2 separate regions of the Homo sapiens genome follow, and region 2 is linked to region 1. Evidence: read pairs that join two places in POLR2A ChIA-PET (ENCODE). Cell type or tissue: OCI-LY7. All regions are shown on one strand. Each heading gives the region's core, and the rest is flanking DNA. Links, peaks and the distances in the headings are about the cores only. Region 1 overlaps CUX1 (cut like homeobox 1). Region 2 overlaps CUX1 (cut like homeobox 1).

Evidence for each region. ChIA-PET counts read pairs that join two places held together with the same protein. Peaks named below come from ENCODE experiments on the same cell type or tissue, not always from the same donor. Only the 100,000 strongest peaks of a DNase experiment are listed, where the experiment ranks them.
Region 2: POLR2A ChIA-PET joins it to region 1 with 10 read pairs; 2 of 35 experiments call an interaction of 5 or more read pairs at or near these places.

What each region holds. Positions count from the first base shown.
Region 1 is chr7:102,129,346-102,139,289 of GRCh38, reverse strand. The region is part of intron 8 of CUX1 (cut like homeobox 1); the gene reads right to left. Among named protein-coding and RNA genes, the nearest start is that of SH2B2, 150 kb to the left of the region's middle. RefSeq lists an enhancer at 4,587-4,881. In OCI-LY7, for the core only: no CTCF peak of the experiment used is centred there; no DNase peak of the experiment used is centred there.
Region 2 is chr7:102,071,839-102,081,782 of GRCh38, reverse strand. The region is part of intron 4 of CUX1 (cut like homeobox 1); the gene reads right to left. Among named protein-coding and RNA genes, the nearest start is that of SH2B2, 210 kb to the left of the region's middle. In OCI-LY7, for the core only: no CTCF peak of the experiment used is centred there; a DNase peak (open chromatin) is centred at 4,512.

The DNA.
Region 1 (9,944 bases), core at 622-8,621:
GGTGTCGAGTTGATACCATTCCTTTTTTTTTTTTTTTTTTTTTTTAAGATGTAGTCTCTCTCTGTTGCCCAGGCTGGAGTGCAGCAGCACGATCTCGGCTCACTGCAAACTCTGCCTCCCGGGTTCAAGTGATTCCCGGGTCTCAGCCTCCTGAGTAGCTGGAATTACAGGTGCATACCACCACACCCAGCTAATTTTTGTATTTTTAGTACAGATGGGGTTTCTCCATGTTGGCCAGGCTGGTCTCAAACTCCTGACCTCAAATGATCCGCCTGCCTTGATCTCCCAAAGTGCTGAGATTAGAGGTGTGACCCACAATGCCCGGCCAAGCTGATACATTTCTAAGTTTAGTGAAAGCTAAAATGGCAGCTGGATTGTTTAAAACAATGTGATGAGAAGAATGCCTTTGTCTATGTGTGTAAATCCCGTGGGATCTACGTGGCATACCTCAAGTTGGTAAAAAATATTTACCATATGCTAGGGAATAAAGGATTCTTACCACTAATGGATAATCCTGCTAAACAGCAGCTGCTTTGTAAAGGGAGTAGACGATCGTTGAAAATCCATATAACTTTAAAGAATTCACCAGCAGGAATTTGTAGGTCCAGAGTATCTTATAAAAGATCGGGTCTCATTGTAGAGGGAAGTGGCAAGGTTAATATAATGAAGTATAATTTGCTGCTATGCTAGACATGTAATCTAATAACAGTACAGTTTGATAAGAAAATTTAAATATATAGTTTTGAAAAGGTTTCAGAAGGGCTCAATGGTTCTGCATCAGAAAGTGAATTTCAGTTACAAGAGGAGGCTCAAGGCAGGGCGGATTAGAAGGCTCAGGGGACATTCAGAGGGTCAATTAGGCTGTTCACTCAATCTTCCTTAAATAGATCAGAAAGCCTAGGACAGAGATACTGTGAATTAGAAAAAAGAAAAGGATCAACAATTCAACAATAAAGAGAAATTTAAGTTAAGAGTTATATCAGTAAAATGTAATTAGGCCAAATTTACCCATAAAAATAAAATACATATTTTTTAAAAATCCAAAAAGGGTGGTAGAAACACATTTTGAGTAAAAAGGCAATGATTAACTAGACTTTTTGTTTTTGGAGACGGGATCTCACTTTGTTGCCCAGGCTGGGGTGCAGTGGCACGATTTTGGCTCACTGCAGCCTTGACCTCCTGGGCTCAAGCAATCCTCCCTCCTCAGTCTCCAAAGTAGCTAAGACTACAGTGAGCACCACCATGCCCAGCTAATTTTTAACTTTTTTTAGTGAGACGATCTCACTACGTTGCCCAGGCTGGTCTCCAGTTCCTGGGTTCAAGTGATCCTTCTGCCTTGGCCTCCCAAAGTGTTGAGGCTACAGGTGTGAGCCAGTGTGCTTGGCCAACTAGATTTTTTTTTTAAGGCTAATTAAGGTAAGGTTTGAAGCCAGACTAATCAATATTATATGTAGCATAATAATGTTAGGGAGAAATAAGAAATGCTAAATGGCACAGTAAATAGAAACATAAGCTTCAACTTGTCTTAAATAAGCAAGAAAATCTATAAAATATGTAAAATAAAAATGGAATGAAATGTACTATTTAAAAGTGTAATCCTACTATTAGGTCGGTGCAAAAGTAACTGTGGTTTTGCCATTACCTTTTTCTTTTTTGACGGAGATTCACTCTTCTCGCCCAGGCTGGAGTGCAGCGGTGCCATCTCAGCTCACTGTAACCTTCACCTCCAGGGTTCAAGCAATTCTCATGCCTCAGCCTCCCGAGTAGCTGGGATTATAGGCATCCACCACCACGCCCGGCTAATTTTTGTATTTTCAGTAGAGGCAGGGTTTAGCCATGTTGGCCAGTGTGGTCTTGAACTTGTGACCTCAGGTGATCCGCCTGCCTCAACCTCCCAAAGCGCTGGGATTACAGGTGTGAGCCACCGCGCCCAACCTGCCATTACTTTTAATGGCAAAAACCGCAATTACTTTTGCACCGACCTAATAGAAAACTACCCCACTAGAAGGATCTAACACAGTTGCGGGGCTTTGATCCCATGGCATCTAAAAACCAGGTCACAGTTCAATTTACAGAGGGGAAATCATTGGAGCATTTGATTAACATGGAAAGGGACACAGGCTTAAACCAAGAGCCTCCACGATTCTTCCCAGACCTATAACAGAATGCTCCTTCTGAACACAGGAATGAAAGAAGAGGATCAGAAGTTCTGAGTGTCACACAGGGTGCACGTTCACTACTTGTAGGTAATGCAGTCCCGTGCTCCCCAAATCCCAGGGATTCACTTGAGCAAATGGGCTGGGACAATCAAGCGTTCAGCAAAGCCCTATGTTTCTTGGTAAACACAAGAAAATAACAAACTCCCCTACACCAGTAATAAACATCCACAAAATGAAATAAAAGATCTGTCTCATTTACAACAGAGGTAAACACAGAAGCACGTGGGAATTAAAATAACATAGCATAAACTCCATCTGTAGAAAAATTGGATTACAAAATGCTTGGAGCAAAGGAAGAGAATGATACATTTATGTGCAGCTGCATTAAATACAAAGAAACATACATTTCTCTCCCAAGTTAATTTATAAAAGTTGGTAAAATGGCCGGGCACGGTGGCTCACGTCTAAAATCCCAGCACTTTGGGAGGCCAAGGTGGGCGGATCATGACGTCAGGAGTTTCAGACCAGCCTGACCAACATGGTGAAACCCCGTCTCCATTAAAAATACAAAAATTAGCTGGGTGTGGTGGCGGTGCCTGTAATCCCAGCTATTGGGGAGGCTGAGGCAGGAGAATTGCTTGAACCTGGGAGGTGGAGGTTGCAGTGAGCTGAGATCGTGCCACTGCACTCCAGCATGGGTGAGAGAGCAAGACTCCATCTCAAATAAAAAAAAAAAAAGTTGGTAAAATGACGAGATGCATACAGAAAAAATAGGTGACCAAAATACTAAAGGTTGTTGTTTTTTTTTCTTTTAAACTAAAAACAACAATAGTAAACTGGCTATACAAATACTGAAATAGAAAACAAGGAGACGTCATCAAGAGTGTGGCACTTATTAGAGTGAAAAACTAGACTGATAGAATGAAATTATAGACAGAAATCCAGAGCTATATGTATTTATACCTGATTTGTCAGATATTATATGTTGGGGGAAGAAATCATCAATATTATTGGGCAAACTGAGTATTAAAGAATAACAAACAGAAACAAATATTATTTTATATGATATAATAAACTTCAGACACATTAAAGATATAATAGGTCATTGAAAAATAAGAAAATGGATTGAGGAGAAAAAACCATTTTCTTTTTTTTTTGAGACAGAGCCTTGCTCTGTCTCCCAGGCTGGTGTGTGGTGGCGTGATCTCAGCTCACTGTGACCTCCACCTCCCGGGTTCAAGGATTCTCCTGCCTCAGCCTCCCAAGTAGCTAGGACTATAGGCACGCGCCACCACACCAGGACAATTTTTGTATTTAGAGTAGAGATGGGTTTACACCATCTTGGCCAGGCTGGTCTTGAACTCGTGACCTCAAGTGATCCGCCTGCCTTGGCCTCCCAAAGTGCTGGAATTACAGGCATGAGCCACCGTGCCTGGCCTGAAAAGACTATTTTCTCTCACTGAAACCACATTAGAAATGATTAAGGATAAGATTGCTGGGACTCATGTTTTTATATATATTATTTTTTGTGTGTGTGTACATACACACACACACACACAAACACACACACACACAAGTTGACCCTCAAATATGGGTCTGAACAATATGGTTCCACTTCAACTTGAATATTTTTCAGTAAAATTACACTGAGTGTGTCTGGCCCCCCTCCCACCTCCTCCACGTCCTCCTCCGCTGTCACCCGAGACAGCGAGACCAACCCTCCTCTTCCTTGGCCTACTTGATGTGAAGACAACAGGGATGAAGACCTTTTTGATGATCCACTTCCACTTAATGAACGGAAAGTGTGTTTTCTCTTCCTTAGGATTTCTTAACATTTTCTTTTCTCTGCCTTACTTTATTGGAAGAATATTGTATATAACATATGTAACTTACAAAACATCTTAATCGGCACTTCATGTAACTGGTAAGGCTTCCGGTCACTAGCAGGCTGTCAGTAAAGCTTTTGAGGAGTCAAAAGTTGTACTTGGATTTTTCACTGTGTCGGGGGTCAGTGCCTCTAACCCCTGTGTTGTTCAAGGGTCAACTATACACGATTCTTTTGGACAGTGAAAATCACTAAAACTCGAGTGAAAAGAAAAGCAATTAATTGATAGGTAAAAGTAACCATAAATGTGAGTAGCTAAAATCCAGAATACGTGTAGAATTACTGCCCAGTTTCCACTGTACCCATTTTTACAGGATATAAGGAAACACACAAAGAGTAAAATAAATAGGGACCTGGCGCTGTGACTCCTGTCTGTAATCCCAGAACTTCGGGAGGGAGAGGTGGGAGGATCGCTTGAGCCCAGGAGTTTGAGACCAGCCTGGGTAACACAGTGAGACCCCATCTCTAAAAATAAAAAGAATTAGCTGGGTGTGGTGGCACTTGCCTATAGTCCCAGCTACTCAGGAGGCTGAGGTGGGAGGATCACTTGAGCCCAGGAGGTCAGGGCTGCAGTGAGTCGTGATTGCGCCACTGCATTCCAGTCTGGGCAACAGAGCTGGATCCTGTCTCAAAACAAATAAAAAGTCATGTGGCACTGTGCAAAGCGGTGGGGGAAAGACGGAGGAGGATCCGGTCAAGACACTGTCAGTCTGACGCAGATGCTTAACCCTTCCTTTGCCACGGTCCCCTCTGGAAGTCTTGTCAAGAATACAGGCATCTATTTGGAATGTTTTAAAGACGTAAGTCCACAAGGCCATTATTGGACAGAAGTCTAATCATGTTTTAAGGACCAAGGAAAACAATTATTTTGAAGTGCAGTTATTGCAATTTTTTTTAATTTTTATTTTTGAGACTGAGTCTAGCTCTGTTGCCCAGGCTGAAGTGCAGTGGTGCAATCTCAGCTAACTGCAACCTCCACCTCCCGGGTTCAAGCGATTCTCCTGCCTCAGCCACCAGAGTAGCTGGGATTACAGGTGCCCACCACCACTCCCAGCTAATTTTTTAAACTTTTAGGAGATATGAGGTTTCACCATGTTGGCCAGACTGGCCTCGAACACCTGACCTCAAAGTGATCTGCCCACCTTGGCCTCTCAAGGTGCTGTGATTACAGGTGTGAGCCAGCGCGCCAGGACAATCTTTTTTTAAAACCAGATTTGTGATACAGGAACAACTGTTCTTTACTGTTGCACTAAATAACAAATCTAAGAACCACTGACATTTTGAAGTAGTGATGAATCCAAACAGCGTTTGTGACCTCCGTAACAACGGGAATGAGATGTGAAAGCCTCTGTGATTTCCACTCGCAACGAGGTCACAGTCTGCAATTACCCCGGTGTGGGGGCTTCATTTACAATGGAAGGAAATGCTACATTGCAGTTAGACACTGATGGAAATAAAGATGTATTTTCTAGGCCGAGTGTGGTGGCTCACGCCTGTAGTCCCAGCACTTTGGGAGGCGGAGGCGGGTGGATCACGAGGTCAGGAGTTCAAGACCAGCCTGGCCAACATGGTGAAACCCTGTCTCTACTAAAAACTACAAAAATTATCTGGGTGTGGTGGCACATGCCTGTGGTCCCAACTACTTGGTAGGCTAAGGCAGGAGAATCGCTTGAACCCGGGAGGCGGAGGTTGCAGAGAGCCACAATTGCATCACTGCACTCCAGCCTGGGTGACAGGGCAAGACTCCATCTCAAAAAAAAAAAAAAAAAAAAAAAAAAGATGTATTTTTTTCTGGGTCCAATTCATGAAGCCCCCAGGTTCTCTCTATAGACCCCACATGAAGAGCCCCTAGAATGAGGGAGACCAGAGCCCTCTTTCACCACAGCAGGTAAGTGTGGGCATAGGAGCAGGCAAGGCAGGGCAGGATCAGCTTGTCAGGAAAGGTAGAACCGGCTGCAAGGTGAGCTGGGGAAAGAAAGGCCTGGGATTCTATAGGACGGTGGAGTTTGAGTTGGCCTAAGATGAGGCTGGGAAGGCAGGGCTGCATCCCAAAGTGCCTTGTGCATCATGCTGTGATTTTGGACTTTCCCTTAGATATGAGAGAGGGTGCCACGGAGAGATTTTAAGTGGGACAGGTTTTAGCAGGATCAGACAGATTTTAGAAAGATAACTTTAGCAGATGCTTGGAGGGTGGTTTTGTCCAGGGAGATACTGGTGGCAGAGGGTCAAGTTCAGAAGATCTTGAAGTGAGACCAAGAGACGAAAAACAAATTAAGGCCGGGTGCGGTGGCTCACGCCTGTAATCCCAGCACTTTGGGAGGCTGAGGCAGGTGAATCACTTGAGGTCAGGAGTTTGCGACCAGCCTGGCCAACATGGTGAACCCTGTCACTACTAAAAATACAAAAATTAGCCAGGTGTAGTGGCGGGTGCCTGTAATCCCAGCTACTCAGGAAGCTGAGGCAGGAGAATCGCTTGAACCTGGGAGGTGGAGGTTGCAGTGAGCAGAGATTGCGCCACTGCAAGTGACAGAGCGAGACCCTGTCTCAAAAAAAAAAAAAAAAAAAGAAAAGCAAAGAAAAACAAATTAAAATGACGGTAGTGAGAGTGGTGATGAAGTTGGGAATGTACAATGTTGCAAGAAGGCGGAACTAACATGAATTAGACAGGAGGGCTCACAAAGGAGTGACGAAATACCCTCAGTTTCTGGAATGAAGGAGGAGCAGGTATGGTCGGGCAGAGGAAGAAAGCAGAAGGGGGCTGACTATAGGGAAGGGGGAAGTTACGGAGAATAACAACTTAATCTGAGTTTGAGATGCTCATAGTAGAAATGTCTAGTAAGAAACTGAAAATATAGAGGTTTTACTATTGGGAAATGAAACTTTTTCTTATTGTTCTGTAAAGATGCGTGTGTGCGTGGCGTGCGCGCGCGCGCGCGCACACACACACACACACTCTCTCTCTCATATATATTGCAAATATTTTTGCCAGTCTGTCTAAATCCATCTGCCCATCCGTCTGTCCATCCATCCATCTATCCACCCGCCCATCCATCTATCCACCCGCCCATCCATCTATCCACCCGCCCATCCATCTATCCACCCGCCCATCCATCTCCACAAAGCTCTGAATTTCTTCCCTTTGTGATTTCTACTTTTGGCATCATGCTTAAAAAAAAGTTTTTCCACCCCCTTATTATATAAATATACACCTAAAATTGCTCCTAGTGTTTTTATGGATTTCTTTCTGGTCACATTTAAATGTTTTAAACATCTAAACTGAGCGTGGTGGCTCACGCCTGTAATCCCAGCACTTTGGCAGGCAGAGGTGGGTGGATCACTTGAGGTCAGGAGTTCAAGACCAGCCTAGCCAACATGGTGAAACCCCATCTTTACTAAAATACAAAAATTGGCTAGGCATGGTGGTGCGCGCCTGTAATCCCAGCTACTCAGGAGGCTGAGGCAGGAGAACTGCTTGAACCTGGGAGGCAGAGGTTGCAGTGAGCCAAGATCACGCCACTGCACTTCAGCCTGGGTGAGACAGCAAGACCCTGTCTCAAAAAAAAAAAATAAATAAATAAAATAAAAAATAAATAAAAATAACTAAATAGATTTTATTTTGCATGGGGCTCAGCTCTGATTCTACTGGCTTCTACATAGTTGGCTTGTTATTCTACCATTTACTAAAGACTCTGTCCTTCTTTAATGTACTTAAATTTGAGCAGTTTTTATGTTCAAACTTTTTTTTTTTTTTTTAAACAGAAATTATGTCTTGCTGTTTTGCCCAGGCTGGTCTTGAATTCCTGGCCTCAAACGACCCTCCTGCCTCGGCCTCCCAAAATGTTAGGATTAGAGGCGTGAGCCACTGCACCTGGCCAATTGAGCAATTTTTATATACAACTTTTTCTTAGTTTTGACGTCTGCAAAAATTCAGAAAGCTACTATAAGAAAATGACAATCAACCATCTGCATAAAAAAAGAATTAGCCACTTAACACAACTGGTCCTTTTTCCATTGGAAAAATCGATCGGAAATTGGATTTCTAATTACATTTGGGCTTTCCACGGAAACCGCAGAACAGCCGGTCATCTATATATTCATTAAATCCTACAAACTGGAGAGTTTTTTTTTTTTTTTTTTGAGATGGAGTCTCACTCTGTTGACCAGGCTGAAATGCAGTGGCATGATCTCGCTGACTCAGCTTTCTGAGTAGCTGGGACTACAGGCGTGTACCACCACGCCCGGCTAATTTTCGTATTTTCAGTAGAGACAGGGTTTCATCATGTTGGCCAGGCCGGTCTTGAACTCCTGACCTCAGGCAATCTGCCCACCACAGTCTCCCAAAGTGCTGGGATTACAGGCGTGAGCCACCACTCCCAGCCTGCAGAGATTTTTTTTTTAAGGGTGGGAAGATCACAGAAATGCTTCGAAGCACACATCGTCCAACTTAGAAGAAGCAAAAAGGTCAAAATATAGGCTATTCCATAAAATTTCAAGAATAAGCTGTGCTTTTGTGCTTCAGGCTATTTGGATAGCAAGGATTCTCAACACTACATAATTTTTTTTATAAGATGGAGTCTTGCTCTGTTGCCCAGGCTGGAGTGCAGTGGCGTGATTTCAGCTCACTGCAACCTCTGCCTCCTGGGTTCAAGCGATTCTCCTGCCTCAGCCTCCCAAGTAGCTGGGATTACAAGCTCCCGTCACCACGCCCAGCTAATTTTTGTGTTTTTAGTAGAGATGGGGTTTTGCTATGTTGGCCAGACTGGTCTCGAACTCCTGACCTCAGGTGATCCACCCATCTCAGCCTCCCAAAGTGATGGAGTTACAGGTGTGAGCCACCTTACCCGGCCAACACTACATAATTTTTATTTTTTCCCAACCCTCTTTAGGAAAATCAGAGGGCACTGCTGTGGTCATGTGGGGGTTAATTCTCACTGATGTTGAATGCCCCAGTCTTTGCTCTGTTCATTGGAGCATTAAATCTGAAGGCTCAGGAGAGTGATGCAGTCGGGCTGTGCGGGAGTGATGCCATAAAGCTCGGCATTAAAAATTCATATTGCAGGCTTGCCTTAGAACTCAGCACTGGCTGAAAGGAGAGGTGGCGAGGAAATATGAGACACCCCACTGTCTTTCTGGCAATTGGAGACATTCCTCAACAAATAGCACCTCGGGAAGAGAATGAAAGGGCAAACAAGCCGTGAAGGAAATCAATGAGTTCAATTATCTCGCTCGCTCCTGCCTTCCTATAGGAAACTTTTCATTCTTTGAGGTGGGTTCCAAAAAGTTTTTTAACGAAATCCCCGAACAAGAGCCCTGGGCATCCTTGCTGGGTGCCTGGCTGTTTGGCACCTCTTTTAATTTGTTTCACACCAGCCCACGGTGCCCCAAATTTTCCAAGTCAGATGGAACCAGATCTCCAATGCGGGCCGCCACCTTGGTGTCACAGTCAGCTGGGCGGGGACCGAACAACTTGTTCTCACTTTAAAACTTGGATCTTGCAAAAATGTGGCACATAGAAGACAGTTAGTTACTAGATTATTAACCTCTGGTGTTGATTTTTTCTTTGAGATGGAGCCTCACTCTGTTTCCCAGGCTGGAGTGCAATGGCACAATCTCGGCTCACTGCAGCCTCTGCCTCCCAGGTTCAAGCCATTCTCCTGCTTCAGCCTCCCGAGTAGCTGGGATTACAGGCACCCACTACCACGCCCAGCTAATTTTTGTATTTTTAGTAGAGACAGGGTTTTACCATGTTGGCCAGGCTGGTCTCGAACTCCTGACCTCAAGTGATCTGCCCATCTTGGCCTCCCAAAGTGCTGGGATTACAGAGGTGAGCCACTGTGCCCAGCCCTGGTGTTTGATTTTTTAGAGACCCATCTATGAAGGCATTTGCAGCTGTGCAATGG
Region 2 (9,944 bases), core at 570-8,569, 57 kb after region 1:
ATGGTGGCAGGCGCCTGTAATCCCAGGGAGGCTGAGGGAGGAGAATCGCTTGAACCCAGGAGGAGGAGGTTGCAGCGAGCCAAGATTATGCCACTGCACTCCAGCTTGGGCGATGGTGAGACTCCATCTCAAAAAAAACAAAAAAGAAATACCTGAGACTGCGTAATTTATAAAGCAAAGGGGTTTAATGGAATCACAGTTCCACATGGCTGGGGAGGCCTCAGGAAACAGTTGTGGCGGAAGGTGAAGGAGAAGCAAGCACCTTCTTCACAAAGTGGCAGGAGAGAGATGAGCGAAGGTGGAACTGCCAAACACTTATAAAACCATCGGATCTCGTGAGAACTCACTCACTATCATGAAAACAGCCACGGGGAAACTGCCCCCATGATCCAATCACCTCCCTCGACATGTGGAGATTACAATTTGAGGTGAGATTTGGGTGGGGACACAGAGCCAAACCATATCAGTGGCCAAAGCACCTGCGTGAATGGTGATGTCACTGACTATCTTGGGAGCACGTGGGGGGAAATGATCATTCTCTTTTGGTCATGTGGAGTTTTAGATAGGGAGGGAATGCAAATGAAAAGGAAAAGGCTAAGAATAACGTCCTGGCATACTCCAACATTTAGAGCCCTGGCAGAGGAAGAGGAGAAGGCCACAAAAGTCTAAGGAGGAAGAGTGTAAATAGGTGAAGAAGTGATTCAGCAGGCAGTCACCTCCCAGGGGAGTTCTGCTGTGATGGGGAGTAGCGAAGTGGCCAGAAACCAGAAGGTATCGGTCATGTATTTTCCTAGTAAATATGATGTGTGTTAGAGATTGGGCAGAAAGAAGGAATGAAACAGCATATCTGGCGTGCGCAGTGGGATCTAAGGTCGGGGCCAGTCTAGGGCTTGTTTATATGTTATCGTCAACTAAGTCGCTCTGGGACTTTAATGCAAACATTTTGCTTTGAGTTCTTCGGATCACTCTGAAGGAAGTGCTGGTGTGCCCTGATAAAGCCCAACAGCCTCGGTGCAGAGAGGTCCTGTGAGAAGAAAGGACACATGGCTGGATCTCAGAAGAGCTGCAGAGGCCTGCAGGCGGCTTTTGGATTCGGCTGGGGGCGTGGAGAGGGCGCAGGGTGGCGAGGAGACTGCTGGTGGTGAACTGCTTTTCTTGTAGGTTGTGAGGGCTGAAAAAGCCAATCTTAATAGACATGAGGCTCATGTTTGCACAGTGCGCTCTGCGGGCGATGGGGGCTGTCCCCTGCCACCAGCCTGAGGATGAATGTCCCCCTTGTGAGCACCGTCCCCGCGATGACATCACAATGCGGCAGACGCTACTTTTCGCCAGGGCACTCTAGGCTAATGTAATCATACGATTACATAATTAACCCAGCTGTCTCATTAAGAAAATCAACTGGAATTCAGGGCATAATTAGTCATACGGCAATTAGCATGCTGATGAGCGACTGATGAAAAGCTGTCTAGATACCCGGCGTGCCAGGACCACCCCGGTCATGGCAAAGCGGGGCACAAACGACGCACCTCTCCACTCTCCACGCAAGCACACCGAGGAGGAGTCCCCAAGTCACATCCAGGGTGTTCTCACTCTAGTGCTGTGTCGAGGGACCGGGGGAGGATGGATGGAGAAGGGAAAGCCTTGGGAAGGACGGCAGCCGGCAAAACCTGGCGGCAACAGGCCTAACGCCCATCTTGTCATGCCTGCTTGTCTTTAGAACAGTGGTGGCCAATTCCTCAGCCTGCAAACATACAGTGTCCTACATGGAGAGGCGGATTGAGCCCCAGGTTTATGAACCTGGCCGAGGAAGGTAGGGACGCTGCTTCCATGCCTGGTTTCCAATTTCCCTAATGCCGGAGCCTGAGTGTAACTGGGACAGAGCATACAGCCTCGTCCCCCGAGGCTGTTTCAGGACCAGCTTAGGGCCAGGGACCTGTATCCTGGACAGGAGTCAGCACATTATCCGCCACCCACAGGGCTTTATTCTTCCAGACCCAGTTCCTCTTTCTGTCCTGTTTTGTTTGGGGCCTGTGATTACTTCTTAATCACATGAATGAAAATGTTTTATGAAGGCAAACTGAGGATTTGTAAAGGGATCCCGCATGTCTCCTGCTACTGAAGTTACAGGGAGCTCTCCGGAGGGGCCCTGGGTCCCAGGTCTTGTTTGCCAACACCTGGAGACCTGGAATACGTGGACTGGAGTCACCGTACAGAATCAGGCTGCAATGGCCACATTTCTATCACCTTCGAGAAGGCTACCAAGTGGCACATTGATGAACTTCTTGGCATGAAAACCAGGGGCTATTTCTAACGAAATCATAAGATTTTGTCATTTTTTTTTTTTTGAGACAGAGTCTCACTCTGTTGCCCAGGCTAAAGTGCAGTGGCATGATCTAGGCTCACTGCCACCTCCGCCTCCCAGGTTCAAGCGATTCTCGTGACTCAGCATCCCGAGTAGCTGAGATTATAGGTGCACGCCACCATGCTCGGCCAATTTTTCTATTTTTAGTAGAGACGGGGTTTCACCATGTTTGTCACACTGGTCTTGAACTCCTGACCTCAGGTGATCCGCCTGCCTCGGCCTCCCAAAGTGCTGGCATTATAGGCGTGAGTCACCACGCCAGGCTGATTTCTTCAACTTTTTTTCCAGGAGTCTTAATGTGGGATCTTTGAGTGAGGGGCAGGCAGTGGAGAAAGAAGTATAAAAGAACAGTGTTTTCTAATTTTAACCTGTAATGTGTCCTCACTTGAAAGTAGCAGGCACCAAGAACCAGACTGCTATTTTATTCTCCTGGAGGAGCATTAAAAAGCAGTTCTCAAAAATGATGACATTCCATTTTATTTCTAGATTCTCAGATGCTAGGCCGACAAGGATAGTCACCAGGAGAGATGGTTTTCCTACATCCAAAATGAAACCTCTCCCAGGGGGAGGACCTCAGAGCACAGGCATTTGGGAGCAGGCTCTGAAAATGGAATGGCCTACAAATGCACTCTTTCCAGCCAGCTCTCTTTTAGGACTTCCGAAAAACCTACATCTACTTTTCACAAAGGCAGACCAGTTAACCTATGGAAATAAAGGGAGACGAGTCAGTCACGAAACAGCGACTTCTAGCAGTGTTTCATGAGTCAATGAATATTTTATATCACTGGTAATGTGCTTCCTAAGATTTAAATCTTAAAATAAACCCTTCCAGGCACTGCCTTTATATTTGAAGGGTTTGTGTCTGTAGGAACTAAACTGCATCTCAGCAAGCAGTAAAATACGGTTCTGATAGCAGGTCACAGACAGAGGCAAGGACAACTTGCAAAGAGATGCTTCCAGTGAACTTTGCAACCAAAGCACAGAAGTTCTGGAGTGCCTAGTCTTTTTCTTCTACCTAGGAACTCTTTAAAATACACCATTACTAGGCTGGGTGTGGTGGCTCACGCCTGTAATCTCAGCACTTTGGGAGGCCGAGGCGGGAGGATTGCTTGAGCCTAGGAGTTTGAGACCAGCCTTGGCAACATGGCAAGACCCCATCTCTACAAAAAATTTAAAAATTAGCCAGGTGTGGTGGCGTGTGCCTGTAGTTCCTGCTACTCAGGAGGCTGAGGCAGGGGGATCACTTGAGCCAGGAGGCGGTTAAATGAGCTATGATGGTACCAGTGCACTCCAGGTTGGGCAACAGAGACCCCGCTGCTAAAAAATAAAAAACAAACAAAAACCCCCAAAAACATTACTAAGATGTTTCTGGAACAGAGAAGTCACACTTGTGTTTTACCCTACAACTAGTTGACTAAGTTCTTATCTGCAATACATTAATAAGGCCTATTCAGAAACTAAGATTGCAAGTTGAATATTTTACTAATTTATGTTCTCCACCATTGTAGAAATAAATACATACTCATTGTAAAAAAAAAAAAAAATGAAAAGTATCAAGAAGCAAGAGCAAGTCACCCACACAAGGTTAATTACTGACGAATTATGCATACTGTCATAATTTTGCTTAGAACTCAGTAAAATTCCAGCTATGCAAGAGCCTGTTAGAAGCGGTCATTCCAGAATATTCCCAGCTACCTGAGAGGGTCACATTACATTTTAAGAGCAGAGACATTTCTCATTTCATTACAGTAAGGGACAGAAGCTGCCTATTTTACTTGTTTATTTTTTTCTTAAAGAGATGGGAGGGTCTTGCTATGTTGCCAGGCTGGTCTTGAACTAGAGACAGAGGCTGCATATTTTACTTGTTCATCTTTTTTTTTTTTTTTTTTTTTAAAGAGATGGGGGGTTTTGCTATGTTGCCCAGGCTGGTCTCGAACTCCTGGCCTCAAATACCTCTCCTGCCTCAGCCTCCCAAAGTACAGTGATTATAGGAGTAAGCCACTGCGCCCGATCCCCAGAGTCATTATTCACAGCCCCTCTGACTACTTCAGTGTCTCCGTCTGGCTGCTGCAGGGCTTGGCTGCTGCTGGGTCCTTTTCCTCTTCTGCTCACTAAGCCCCATTGACCCGACATTCTCCCCACCTGCTGGTCTCCTTCCTGTCCCAGCTCCTCCCTGCTGCTGCTTTCTCTGGTCAGAAAACTGCTTCCTGTGGCTTCTTCTCCTGGCCCCAGTTGGTGCCACCTGAGGGCAGCTGCCTCTGTCCTGCTTGATTCACCTTATTCTATACTCTCATTGCCCAGTGGGCTTTGCTTATCGCACCTAAAATTCAGTTATTTGTGCAATTACTTTTTCTTCTTCTTTTTTCTAATTTTTTTTTTTTTTTAATTTGACAGGGTCCCACTCTGTCACCCAGGCTGAAGTGCAGTGGCGTGATCTTGGCTCACTGCAGCCTTGATCTCCTGGGCTCAGGTGATCCACCCACCGCAGCCTCCTGAGCAGCTGGGACTACAGGCGAACGCCACCATGCCCAGCTAACTTTTGTATCTTTTGTAGAGACGGGGTTTTACCGTGTTGCCCAGGCTGGTCTTCAACCCCTGGGCTCAAGTAATTCAGGTAATTCAGCTACCTCAGCCTCCCAAAGTGCTGGGATTACAGGTGTGAGCCACTGCACCCGGTCGCAATTACTTTTTAATGCCCATATTCCCACCAGCCTCTATAGTCTGAGGGCAGGAACTGAGCTGGCTGTTGTATCCCTGGGGCTCAGCCTGGTTCTTGATGCCCTGGGGGTGTGGTGTGGGGCATGAGGGGTGCTGGGGTCTCAGGCATTGACCCGAGTAATACCCAGGAAGACAAGTCTGATAGTACTCGCGAAACTGACTAAGAAATAAGAAGCGATCTGGTGGCAAATGAAAAGAACAAACACCAAGGTATGAACTACCAAACCTACTCAGAGGTACATGAGGACCATGAGGGTTCAATGCTACTGTATTGCTAAATGCTTATTTGGTGTCTTTTTTTTTTAATTTTATTTATTTTTTAGACAGTCTTGCTCTGTCACCCAGGCTGGAGTGCAGTAGTACAATCTCGGCTCACTGCAACCTCCACCTCTTGGGTTCAACCGACTGTCCTGCCACAGCCTCCCAAGTAGCTGGGATTACAGGTGCCCACCACCACGCCCACCTAATGTCTTGTATTTTTTTAGTAGAGACGAGGTTTCACCATGTGGCCAGGCTAGTTGCAAAGTCGTGATCTCAGGTGATCTGCCTGCTTCGGCCTCCCAAAGTGCTGGGGTTACAGGCGTGAACCACCATGCCTGGCCTTTGTGTCTTTAATGTGAAGGAAATTATAGAAGGTGGAAGATGAAGAAGAGGGAGGAGCCAGAACACCAAGGGAGAAGTGGGGCGGGTGGGGATGGTGGGGGATAAGCTGGGGTGGAGGGAGATCCTACCCTGTGTGCTGGGCTTGGGGCGCCGGCGGGACGTCTGGTAAACCAAACACAGATCCCAGACACCAAGGGCCGGCCCCAGAGCCGAAGTCCTCAGATGCACATGTGCTGGTTTGGGCAACTCCGAATGCTAAGTGCTGTATAAATGTCCATGCAGGCATGTAAATCTTTATAGAATGACAACAAAGTAAAATGAGAGTTCAGACAGCTATTAAACTGCTACAACTCAATAAAAGATACATTCTGTTCTCCTGCAATTGACTTGTCTTAGTGCTCTGCAGTGCTCGCCCTCACTGGGAAGCTTCAACCTCGGGAGGGTGGTTCAGTGGGAACAGTAGGAGCCTGAGACCAAAAAAACACTCAGCATTTTGAAGAAATAATTTGATTCATTAATTTCTGCATTCATTTAGCAATATTTATGGAGTTTCTGCCACATGGCAGGCACTGGGGTGGATATAAAGGAAATAGGGACAAAACCGCACTGAACCAGTCTCTCGGCCAAACAGTTACCAAGGAATTATGATGAAGTGAATGGCAGGGTCCCCGGCCAGGGTGTGTGTGTGCATGGGAAGGGTCCCCTAAACCAGCTGGGGAGGCCAGGAAGACCTCTCTGTCAGGAAGTGGCGTCTCAACAGGTTAATCCAGAGGGGTCGGTGGCGATTAGCCAGGAAGAGTCTGGCCGCCCTGTAAGCACTTAGACTCATGCCACCGTGAACTGCAGACTGTAGGGCAGGAGTTTGGGTGAAGGCAAGTGGCTGGAATTGAGACATCCTAGAGGTTGGATGGCCAGAGTTGGTGACAAAATGCTCAGAACACAGGCCAGGCATGGTGCTCACGCCTGTAATCCCAGCACTTTTGGAGGCTGAGGGGGGCGGATCATCTGAGGTCAGGAGTTCGAGACCAGCCCGGCCAACATGGTGAAAACTCATCTCTACTAAAAATACAAAAATTAGCCAGGTGTGGTGGCGCACGCCTGTAATCCCAGCTACTTGGGAGGCTGAGGCACGAGAATCGCTTGAACCCAGAAGGCAGAGGTTGCAGTGTGCGGAGATCACACCATTGCACTTGAGCCCAGGTGATAGAGCAAGACCCCATCTCAAGAAAAACAAAAAGCTCAGAACATGAGCAGTAAGGTGGGAGGTGATGCTACCCGCCAAAAGAAGGCAGGCAGTAAGAAGACGGCTTCTGCCGGACACATCAGGTGGGTGCCCACCAGCCATCCCAGTGGGAAAGTCCAGGCGGCAGTCAGATATGCAAGCTGGCACTCAGGAGTGAGACCTGGACCAGGGACAAAGCTCTGAGAGTCACCAGTGCAACCCTTGGTGAACTCCGCTGCTGAGGACTCAGTGGGAGTGGCGGGAATTTGGGTCCATTGACTCCTTCAGTCATTCACTATGTCCCACCTGTTGTGTGCCAGGCACTGGGCAGAGAGCCACAATGCAAAGCCCTATCCTCATGGAGCTGTCACTCTAATGAGACCCAGAGATAAGCAACAAGGAAATGCACAAATAAATAAAACTTCAGGAAGGGGAAGCAGGTGGGAGCTGGTGCGGTCAGGTGCCTGTCACTCCTGGGCTGGGTGAGACTCTGGCTCCGCTGTTCCTGGGGCCAGCTTGGCGGCTCTCCCTGTGATCCAGGAGCAGGGCTGTGTGGCATATAGCTGGAATGCCTGTTGCATTATTCCCAAGGGCTTCCTCCCTTTTCCTGTGACAGTGTGAGTTGCTGTCTCTTGCAACTAGCAGAACTTACTGCACCCTACTAATGTTTCTGGATTCCACTGGATTAAGGCCTGAAGTATGCAGACAGTTAAGGCACCCCGACTCCCCTCGACTGAGTGACTGTCAGTAAATGCATCATCACTATTGACCGGGCCCTTCCTGTAAGCCTCAGCCACAGAATGATTGCATCTGAGCAATAATCAGACTTCAAAACACAGGGAGAGTGCTCCGAGCACCATTCCTGCTTTGCAAGTAACTTGTTAGATGTGGCAGATCACAGCATTTGTAAGAAATACCTGGGAAGCGGTGGGTGAAAGGGATCTATGTGGAATGTAGATGTATTCTGATTGACTTTTAGTATTACAGAAAACATCAAACATTCTTTGCTCCCACCATCCATCAATTTAAACTGCAAACTTCAATTCTCTGGCCAGAAATAAAAATTGTGAAGAATATTACCAATATAGGAAAATGCTTATGGTAATAATAAGAATCATAATATTAAGTGAGAAAGGCAGAATATGAATATATACCCATGCTATGATCAAAATTCTATAAAATTTGTACATGTACATGGACAAGGTTGGCTCAGGTAAAGAGGAAACGTTGATGAGAAAAACGGTCTTTTTTCTATGGGAAATTAACACAGAACGTAACTGCAGAGAAAGAAACCTAGCAATGTTTTAAAGTGACTGCCCAGTTGGAAAATTTCACTAGGGAAAAATTGAGGTACAAATTTGACTTTTTGAAAAGAGATTATAGGTTATTTAGAAAACAGCAGCTAGGCTGGGCATGGTGGCTCACGCCTGTAATCCTAGCGCTTTGGGAGGCTGAGGCAGGCGGATCACCTGAGGTCAGGAGTTTGAGACCAGCCTGGCCAACATGGCGAAACCCCGTCTCTACTAAAGTACAAAAATTAGCTGGGTGTCGTGATGGGTGCCTGTAATCACAGCTATGTGGGAGGCTGAGGCAGGAGAATTGCTTGAACCTGGGAGGCGAAGGTTGCAGTGAGCCAAGATCACGTCACTGCACTCCAGCCTCTTTGACAGAGTGCGACTCTGTCTCAGAAAAAAAAAAAAAAAAAAAAAAAAGAAAGAAAAGAGATTACATATTATTTAGAAAACAGCAGCTAAACAGTCTTTGGGTCTCTGGCAAAGATGAAGTAAGCCAGTCTTCTTCCGACTAAATCACCAACTGGACAAAGTTCTCAGCTGGAAAACACTCCCCTTCTGGGATCCTGCTCCCAGAAGTGGTAGCAAGAACTTCTTGGAATAGAATGGAGCAGAACCTTCCTGAGCCTGAGGAACCAACAAAAAGTCAAAGAATGAACTCTTTCGAAACACAAAATAAAATTTCTCAAAGCCCAGGTCATGCTTTTTCTGTAAATTCTTTATCCCTGCGTCAGTATGGACATGACATAGTCCAGAGAGAAAATTCTCAGTCACTACCTTATGCACAAGAAAATGCCAGTGATGCCCGCCAGGCTGCTGATGCCCGAGGGACAGTGCTCTTGAGGCAGGAAAATAGGGTCTGCAGGCAGGGAACCAAAGGCTGATTCACCCTGACTTCCTAGAACTAAATCGAAGGAAAAACCCCCACTTGCCACGCCTAAGTAACAAAAGGACCAGCGTCTACTTCCTTTGCAAACCTCCACCTTTTCTGCCCTGCAGATGGGAAATTGAAAGTACCTTTGATTAGTTGCTTTCTGCAACCAATCAGATGTTTGCAGAGAAGCGTAACTTTGTAACTTCAGCCTCTGATTGGTTGCAACCAACCAGACTGATTGCAGGGCCAAGTCTTCGTTCGCATAGAAGTACAACTTTGTAACTTCAATTTAGCCTCTGATTGGTTACTTTCCGCAACCAATCAAGATGTTTGCATAGGAGTGTGACCTTTATAACTTCACTTCAGCCTCTGGTTGGTTGCTTTCTGCAACTGATCAGACTGAATGAGGGCCACCACTTCATTTACATGGGGTGAACACCAATTGCCAATGGGAAACCTCAAGGGGATATTTAGACCCGAGAAGAATCTGTATCTGGGCCCTTGAGCGGCTGCTCAGCCCACTCTCACCCTGTGGAGTGTACTTTCATTTTCAGTAAATATCTGCTTTTGTTGCTTCATTCTTTCCTTGCTTTGTGCATTTTGTCCAATTCATTGCTCAAAACGCCAAGAACCTGGACACCCTCCAGTGGTAACACTCTGATCCATTTTACTGTGAAGGAGCCTCCTCGTGAAGCTCAGTCAGGTTCTTCAGGGAACTCCTAGTCAGATACAAACTCTCACAGAAAACCAAAAGGCTAGAATTTGGAACCAATAACTAGATAAGCTCCTAAGACAGCAAAAGTTTAGAACAAAGCAAACCATTCTCTACGATTAGGCTGTTCCCTGACCCTGTTCCATTTTACAGATGAGAAC